Linked DNA regions of Homo sapiens: regions 1 and 3 are each linked to region 2. The links are chromatin contacts, found by Hi-C or POLR2A ChIA-PET in ENCODE. All regions are on one chromosome and are shown on one strand. The core of a region is the stretch at or near the end of the contact, and the rest is flanking DNA. Distances in the headings are between cores, read along the strand shown. Region 1 overlaps GNA12 (G protein subunit alpha 12). Region 2 has its middle 49 kb from the start of CARD11-AS1. Region 3 holds the start of CARD11 (caspase recruitment domain family member 11).

Region 1 (2,700 bases), core at 154-2,653, 140 kb after region 2:
TTTTTCTCTTTTGCTCTTTTTAAAATTCTGAAGTGTATACATCTCTCTCCTATCCTGTATGACTACAGAAGAGGGTCTGAAAAAATAGGCACAGCGTGAAACAGCATGAACAAACACCTCTGAACCTGCCACTCAGATGAAAAACATCAACAGTAATTCATAAACCCCATGTGAGCCACTACCGCCACCCCAGCGTCACCACTATTCTAGTATTTGGCTAATTATTCCTTTCCTTTTACTTGTCTTTTTACCACCTATTCCTAAACAGTAGTAACTTACCACTTGGGCATGTTATTTAACCACTTTGTCTCAGTCTTCCCATCTGTCACATGGACAGAACAGTAATAACACACCGTGAGTATTGTGAGAATGAAGGTGATATGGGGGAGGCCCTTAGAACAGTGCAGGCACATAGGAAGTGCAAGGTAGGTGTGAGTTCTTACAGCTAGCGCTTTGTTTCCTTTTGCCTGTGTTTTAACTTCATGTAAATAAGGACAGTATAACCATTTTATGACTTATTTCTTCAGCGTTATATTTTGAGATCCATCATGGGGTTTTTATTTTTATTTTATTTATTTATTTATTTATTTATTTATTTATTTATTTATTTATTTATTTTGAGACAGTGTTTTGCTCTGTGGCCCAGGGCTGAGTGCAATGGTGTAATCTCGGCTCATTGCAACCTCCGCCCCCTGGGTTCAAGTGATTCTCCTGCCTCAGCCTCCCCAGTAGCTGGGATTACAGGCGCCCACCACCACGCCCCGCTAGTTTTTGTATTTTTAGTAGAGACGGTGTTTCACCATATCAGGAGGCTGGTCTCGAACTCCTGACCTCAGGTGATCCACCTCGGCCTCCCAGAGCGCTGGGATTATAGGCATGAGCCACCGCGCCCAGCAGAGACCCATCATGTTGATACATGCGGTGATAACCCTCTCATATCCATTCTTCTGTGGTGTTCTATTAGATGAGTAAACTGCACTTGATTATCCACTGAACCAGAGGTGGGCACTGGTGGCTTCCAGCCTAGGGCTGTGACTCTGCTGTTAGGGGCACGCTGCTACACAGGCACCAACCTCTCTAGCACAGGGGTTCCTCCAAGTGTGCTGTGGGGGCCCCCGAGACCCTTTCAGGGGTTCCCCCAGGTTCCTTGAAAGGCTCCCCTGATTAGATCAGGCCCACCAAGATCACCTCCCTTTGGCTTAGCTGAAAGTCGCCCAATCACAGGAGATACGTTCCATCACACTCCAGCTTCCTCCCACGCTGCAGGGGAAGAAATTGCACAGGGCGTGTGTCATTGAGGCTCGTCTTAGAACCCTGACAGCACAGAACACATGAAACTGCTGAGACACTGTCTGCCCTTTACACCCTCTTTCATGTGCAAGCCTGCATTGGAGCTTTTCAGAGGCCACACGACGTATGAGGATGTCATCACTTGGATGGCGAATGAGATAAGTGTTTGCAGAGCCTTGTTTTCTTAAAGTGCTAGGATTACAGTGTGAGCCACTGCACCCGGCCCTAAAGCCTTGTTTTCTTAAAAGCTCTGAGTTTTCATTTCTAATACTGTAAGCATCGATAGTTGGGGAGATGTTGAGTTTTTGGGTTTTTGTCTTTGTTTAAGAATAGGATAGTAAAAATAGAGGGGCTTTCCATAAAGAGCCTGAAGCAACAGCTGCTGACTCATCCTGTTGGTTTTGAGTTAGGGAGTGACTCATCCCCAAGCAAGAGGTTTTCCAGACATTTATTAGGTCTGTAGAGCTTGTGTTCTGTGTTAACCAGGCAGCTACATTTGCAGGGGGAGGGAAGAATCATTCCTTATTATTGCTATTCTGATGTGGGGACAGCGAACAGGAGTCAGAGAACCACTAAGCTATTAAAGGAAAAAATATTTAAGCTGCCATTTAAAAAGTCAGGTTTGAAAAAACACATGTCTTCATTGACTCAGCAAGCGTTCAGTACGTACTAAGTGCAAGAGGTCCCTGGGGCTGAGAATGTGCAGGGAAGATGACATTTTCCTTTATGCTTCATGGTTATTTTGCCCTAAGAAGTACTAAAGGTTTTTTGTTGCTGGATGAAAAGATTACCACCAATTAGCAACTTAAAACGGCACAGATGTAATGATCTCCCAATGTGCTTGGGTCAGCAGCCTGGGCATCCAGAGTTCGCCACGTGCTCTGCTCGGAACCTCGCAGGCTGGTGCACCTGGCCGCGTTCCCATCTAAGGCTTGTCATCCTTTTTCAAGCTCACTGGTACTGGCAGAGTTCATTTCCTTGCAGTCCTCTGACTGATGTCCCATTTTCTTACTAGCTGGCAGCTCCTAGGGGTGCCCTCACTTCCTTGCCACGTGGCTCCTCCTCATAACACGGCTGTGTGCTTTCTTCTAGGTCAGCAGGAGAGCACCTCTTTTAAAAGGCCCACCTGACATGGCGAAACCCTGTCTCTACTAAAACTACAAAAAATTAGCCGGGCATGGTGGCGGGCGCTGCGGTCCCAGCTACTTGGGAGGCTGAGGCAGGAGAATGGCGTGAACCCGGGAGGCAGAGCTTGCAGTGAGCCAAGATCGTGCCACTACACTCCAGCCTGGGTGACAGAGCAAGACTCCGTCTCAAAAAAAAAAAAAAAAAAAAAAAAGGCCCACCTGATTAGATCGGGCCTGCCAAGGTCACCTCCTTTTTTCCCCCGCCTTGGGACAGAGTATCGCT
Region 2 (2,700 bases), core at 39-2,538:
AAGACAGAAACCTCCAGCTGGGCACAGTGGCTCACACCTCTCATCCCAGCACTTTGGGAGGCCGAGGTGGGAGGATCACTTGAAGCCAGGTGTTCAAGATCAGCCGGGGAAACATAGTGAGACCTTGTCTTTGCAAAAAAAAGTTTAATTGGCCAGCGTGGTGACACACACTGTAGTCCTTGCTACTCAGGAGGCTGAGGTGGGAGGATCACTTGAGCACGGGAGTTGAAGGCTACAGTAATCCGTGATGGTACAATCCAGCCTGAGCCACAGAGTGAGACCCTGTCTCTAAAAGTAACTATAATAATGAACAGGGGAACTTTCGAGGGCTTCTCACGGCCGCCTCAGGGCTTACTTGGTACAAGCTTCACTGAGGTGTGCATCAGGTCCAAGGACAGAGGTCAAGGTCAGACAAAATTCAGGAAGACTGGAGTTCCCAGGTGCTCAGGAGGCAGTGCTGAAAAATGAGAGGGGTGGGGGCCGGACGCAGTGGCTCACGCCTGTAATCCCAGCACTCTGGGAGGTGGAGGCGGGAAGATACCTGAGGTTGGGAGTTTGAGACCAGCCTGGCCAACATAGTGAAACCCCATCTCTACTAAAAATACAAAAAATTAGCTGGGCGTGGTGGTGTGTGCCTGTAGTCCCAGCTACTCAGGAAGCTAAGGCAGGAGACTTGCTTGAACCCGGGAGGCAGAGGTTGCGGTGAGTCCAGATCTCGCCACTGTACTCCAGCCTGGGTGATGAAGTGAGACTCTCTCTCAAAAAAAAAAAAAAAAAAAAGTTTTTAATTAAAAAAAAAACTAAAATTAAAATTTAAAAAAAAAAAAAGAATGAGAAGGGTGGGCCACCAATACTGGTACATATGTGGGGGCTCAGCTCAGAGCCCTGGCCCCTCCTCCCTGCAGACCCAGATATGGAGAGGTTGGTCCTGACTGAGGGTCCCCAGCATGGCCCACTTCCTGCACTGCCCCTGGGGTCAACAAGGCCCCTGGTGCCAACAAGGTCCTCTGCACAGGAGCACCCCAACCTGGGTCCCTGAACTCCTCGGTATCGTCCTTCCCTGGCAGCCCCAAGGCAAGACAGCCGGGGCCCTTGGCAGGAAGCTGGGGCTCACGCTGTGGGCAGGAGCTGCAGCTGCGCCGGGAAGCAGGTGGGTGAGGCGGGGGCGTGGAGGAGAGAGAGGAGAAAGGATTGGGGGCTTTCTGGTTTGTTTGGCTACTAAAATTAGCTGTTTGTGAACAGGGGGCCAAAGGCTCACACCCTCTCCTCTCAGCACAGTCTGCTTTGAAACCCCAGGTGCTTGGCTAAAAATTGTATTGAAAGTTTCCACGCGGCTTGGGGTGACTGGAAATGAGTCTCTGATACAGGATTGTCTTTCTTCCTTATTACATGTCACATTCAGTTCTGATGTTGTTTTGACCGACGCTGTGTGCCCCTCCTAGCTTGTATGATGGGTGGGATACGAACGCAGGTATGAGGCTGTGAAATTGCATTTGCTTCTGTGTGTGTGCGAGACAGGGAGACAGAGAGACAGAAGAGGAAGAGGAGGAGGGACGGAGGAAGGGATGAAGAAGGAGACACAGAGAGGAAGGACCAAGGAAGGGAGAGAGAAGGAGAAGGAGGCAGGGAAGGAGGGAGGGAGAGACAGAAACAGGAAGAGGGGAAACAGAACAGAGAGAAAAAGAGAAACAGAAAGAAACACACACACACAGGCTTTTAGACCACTAGCTGCTTGGCTGTTACCAGCCAAGGCCCAGGTGGACATTAGGTGTCTTGTTTTTTTCTTTTTCCTTTTTCTTTTTCTTTTTGAGAGAAGTTCTTGCTCTGTTACGCAGGCTGGAGTGCAGTGGTATGATCACAGCTCACTGCAGCCTCGACCTCCTGAGCTCAATCTCCTGCCTCAGCCTCCAGAGTAGCTGGGACCACACACACGCACCACCACACCTAGCTAATTTTCTTTCTTTTTTTTTTTTTTAAGAAATAGGGTCTCATTATGTTGCCCAAGCTGGTCTCAAACTCCTGGGCTCAAGCAATCCTCCACCTCAGCCTACCAAAGTGCTGAGATGACAGGTATGAGCCACCACGCCTGGCCTGGGGTCTTGGTGATGGAGTAGCCGGGCCCCCAGATGTGCCATCCCATGTGATTTCACAGTGAGGAGTCCTAGGGTGTCTGTTGGCTGGGAGATGCCCATATTGTGGGATGACGTGGAGCCCCAGGGTTGGAAATGGCCACATCTGAGCTCTCTGACAGCTTTCTGTAAGCCCAGGGAGGTAACGTCACACTAGAAAGGCTGGGTGACGAGCCACAGGAAGTCACTGTGAGGACCCAGTGAGCCCGTGCAAGGGGACCCCCCCACATGCAAGGGGACCCCCACATAGGCACCTCCAGCCCAGCTGTTAAATGGCCAGCCTAGTAGAGCCAGGTCCTCTTGGCATCTCTGCTTGGATTTCCCCAAATTCAGTGTCCAAATCCAAACAAACCGCCGGGTACGGTGACTCACATCTGTAATCCCAGCACTTTGGGAGGCCAAGACAGGCGGACCACCTGAGGTCAGGAGTTTGAGACTAGCTTGGCCAACGTGGTGAAACCCCATCTCTACTAAAAATACAAAAAAAAAAAAAATCAGCCGGGCATGGTGGCAGGCGCCTGTAATCCCAGCTACTCTGGGAGGCTGAGGCAGAAGAATCACTTGAACCCAG
Region 3 (2,700 bases), core at 178-2,677, 150 kb before region 2:
ATGAAGCGTATAGTGGTGAAGTCTGGGCTTTTAGTGCATCAGTCACTGGAATAGTGCACATTGTACAGTATACATTGTACCCAATAGGTGATTTTTCATCCCCTACCCCCTCCCATTCTTCCCCCTTCTGAGTCTCCAACGTCCATGATCCCACTCTGCCTGCCTTTGCCTACCCATAGCTTAGCTCTCGCTTTTAAATAAGAACATGTAGTATTTGGTTTTCCACTCCTGAGTTACTTCACTTAGGATAATGGCCTCCAGTTCCATCCAAGTTGCTGCAAAATACTTTATTTCGTTCTTTTTTATGGCTGAGTAGTATTGCATGGCGTGTGTGTGTGTATCACATTTTCTTTCATCCAGATTTTTGAGTCTGCAATCCATGTAAACCCTTGGGACCATCCCACCCATGACGATGGCCATTTGGGGTAAATTATTAAAATGATGACATCCAGCTGGGCGCAGAGGCTCATGCCTGTAATCCCAGCACTTTGGGAGGCTGAGGTGGGCATATCACTTGAGGTCAGGAGTTCGAGGCCAGCCTGGCCATCATGTTGAAACCCCATTTCTACTAAAAATACAAAAATTAGCCAAGTTTGGTGGTGCACGCCTGTGGTCCCAGCTACTCGGGAGGCTGAGGTGGGAGAATCGCTTGAACCCAGGAGGTGGAGCTTGCAGTGAGCTGAGATTGTGCCACTGCACTCCAGCCTGGGTGACAGAGCGAGACTCCATCTCAAAAAATAAAAATAAAGTAAAATGATGACATCCAAATCACAGTTTCTCTTACAAGTATACTTCACCGGAACATCGAGGGCACAAGCTGATGGTGGGTGTCTTGGACCCCAAAGCTGTCGGGGTGAGGAAGGCCTTTGAAGGGGTGCTGACCACCCGGCATGCCCAGGAAGCTTCCAGAACAGGGGCTGAGGGAGGAAAGAGGCTTGGGGTGTAGGAGGCTGCAGGATTTGATGTGGGGCACCCCGTTCCCCTCCCATTGCAGTGACAGGCTCTGGAATTTCTTCAGAAATTCAGCTAGATCTCGGGAGCCAGTGCCCTGGAGAACCTAGAAGGGAGAGAGCCCCTCCCAAGGCCCCACCTGGACTCTGCCGGGGGTCACGGCTGGGTGGGGACTGATGCCCAGACTGGTCCAGCCTCACCCCGACTGATGCAGGTGGGCTGGGCCCTGAGACTCGCCTTGGTCTCCCCATCTCCGGCTCCCTGATCTGTCCCCAAGCACCCCCACCCCCGGCCCTGTCCCCACTCCCACCCCCACCTCCTTGCCGCCCTCCTCCCGAAGCACCGACTCCGCCCCCTCCCTCTCTTCCTTATCTTTTTCTAACCTTTCGCATTTTTTAGTCTCATTTCCTGTCGGGTTTTGCATTTCCCTCCCCCGCCCCTCCCAGCCTATGACATACTTTCTCTCCTTTTTTCTCTCCTGCCTCCTCTGGCCTTCGGACTCCTGCCCGCGCCGCCCGCAGCCCCCTCCCGGCCCTGCAGCCCCTGGGCGGGCGGCGCCCCTCGGAGGACGGCTCCGGGCCCGGGGGGACGGAGGGCCTGGTCGCCTGGAGGAAGCCGGAGGCCTGCGTGGAGGAGGCGCCCCGCGCAGCTGGCTGGCGGAGCATGAGCGCCCCAGGTAGGCGCAGCGGGGATGGGGGAGCTGGCGGAGGGGGAGCACGAGGCGGGGAGTTGGGGGAAGAGAAGAGGGCACGGGGAGGAGATGGGGGGCATCAGTGAGATGACACGGTGGCGGGGGGGGCGTCGGGGGATGGGAGTGGCTCCCGCTGGTCCCGCGATGCTGGGGGTATCCTTCCCTCTCCATCTCTGTCCCCCTGCCCCCCTTCTCTCTCTCACTCTCCTCTCCCCTTTTTCCCTTCCAACCCTTTTTCTCCCTCACTTTCCACCTCGTGTGCCTCTCCTCCGTGTCTCTTTGAGCGTCTCTGAGTATCACCGCCCAGCAAAGCCCCCACCTCCTCCTACTGGACAGGAAAAAATCGGGGGTCAGGAGGCTGCAGCCCCTTGGTGCACCTGCCCCAGAGGGAGGAAGAGAAACTTTTCTGACACCTGAAAGGCCCGGAAGTTTGCAGACCACAGCCCAGCCTGACTCAGAGGCTCCTGGGAAGGTGGGGCCTGGCTCAGGGAGGAAGGGCAGCCGCACCAAAAGTGGGTGTGGAGCTGGGAGATGGGAGAGGACAGCCCCCCGCGGGGACTGTACTAGAAAGGGGGTGGCGGGGGCACAGGAGAGGGCCCAGGTTCCCGACTGAAACCCGGAGCAGGTCCTAGCGGCCTCAGGCCTGAAAGCCACCTCCCCCAGGAGGCCCCTCCAGGCCCGATGGGGCCACCAGGCCTTCTGCTGAGCCCCCTCTGCAGATAGGGGCAGAGAGGGTGTTTCTGTCCCTCGGGGGCTCTGAGCACCGCTGGAGGCTGTCACGGGGACCCAGGTTCATGGACAGTGGTCTCAGCTGTGAGCTTCGGGGCTGCCCACACAAACTTGGTCTTGGACCAAACTGACCTCTCTCTGCCTGGCCTGCTCTCAAAGCCTTTGATTTGTAGTTCAAAACATTTTCTCCTAATATTTATGACTCGTCTTGAAGGTATAAGGTTACCAACCTACCAGAAAGGGGAGAAAAATAGTCGATCGTTCATTCCACATTTATTGAGCGCTCAGCCTGTGCATAATGCGTGCCGGAAATCCCGGGAGCCGGGAAT

What was found. A loop is a pair of places that touch in the nucleus more often than their neighbours do. ChIA-PET counts read pairs that join two places held with the same protein, here RNA polymerase II (POLR2A). Pooled maps may share reads with other maps.
Region 1: a pooled map shows a loop between it and region 2 (4-fold over the local background). The contact joins two enhancer-like sites. A Hi-C loop is called at or near these places in 4 of 50 pooled maps. POLR2A ChIA-PET finds 5 or more read pairs at or near these places in 3 of 52 experiments (AG04450, PC-9 and activated T-cell).
Region 3: a loop to region 2 is called in a map of OCI-LY7, with 5 times the contacts of the local background. The contact joins the promoter of CARD11 here to the enhancer-like site in region 2. A Hi-C loop is called at or near these places in 4 of 168 maps with a recorded cell type or tissue (GM12878, OCI-LY7, PC-9 and 1 more), 37 of 37 single-sample maps with no recorded cell type and 15 of 50 pooled maps. POLR2A ChIA-PET finds 5 or more read pairs at or near these places in 7 of 52 experiments (OCI-LY7, Panc1, WTC11 and 3 more).

What each region holds. Positions count from the first base shown.
Region 1 is chr7:2,757,059-2,759,758 of GRCh38, reverse strand. All of the region lies in intron 2 of GNA12 (G protein subunit alpha 12), which reads left to right. It also overlaps a transcript of AMZ1 not described here. Among named protein-coding and RNA genes, the nearest start is that of AMZ1, 70 kb to the right of the region's middle. RefSeq lists an enhancer at 1,482-1,771. Within about 2 kb of position 1,403, at least 37 of the 41 ENCODE cell types and tissues checked have a DNase peak (open chromatin) inside an H3K27ac peak, as active enhancers do.
Region 2 is chr7:2,893,264-2,895,963 of GRCh38, reverse strand. No RefSeq gene overlaps it. Among named protein-coding and RNA genes, the nearest start is that of CARD11-AS1, 49 kb to the left of the region's middle. Within about 2 kb of position 1,288, at least 5 of the 41 ENCODE cell types and tissues checked have a DNase peak (open chromatin) inside an H3K27ac peak, as active enhancers do; they include GM12878 and OCI-LY7, where a contact is called at or near this core.
Region 3 is chr7:3,042,594-3,045,293 of GRCh38, reverse strand. CARD11 (caspase recruitment domain family member 11) reads left to right here and starts at 1,427. Exons shown (of 25, transcript NM_032415.7): 1 at 1,427-1,627. RefSeq lists an enhancer at 1,205-1,499 and a silencer at 1,365-1,714.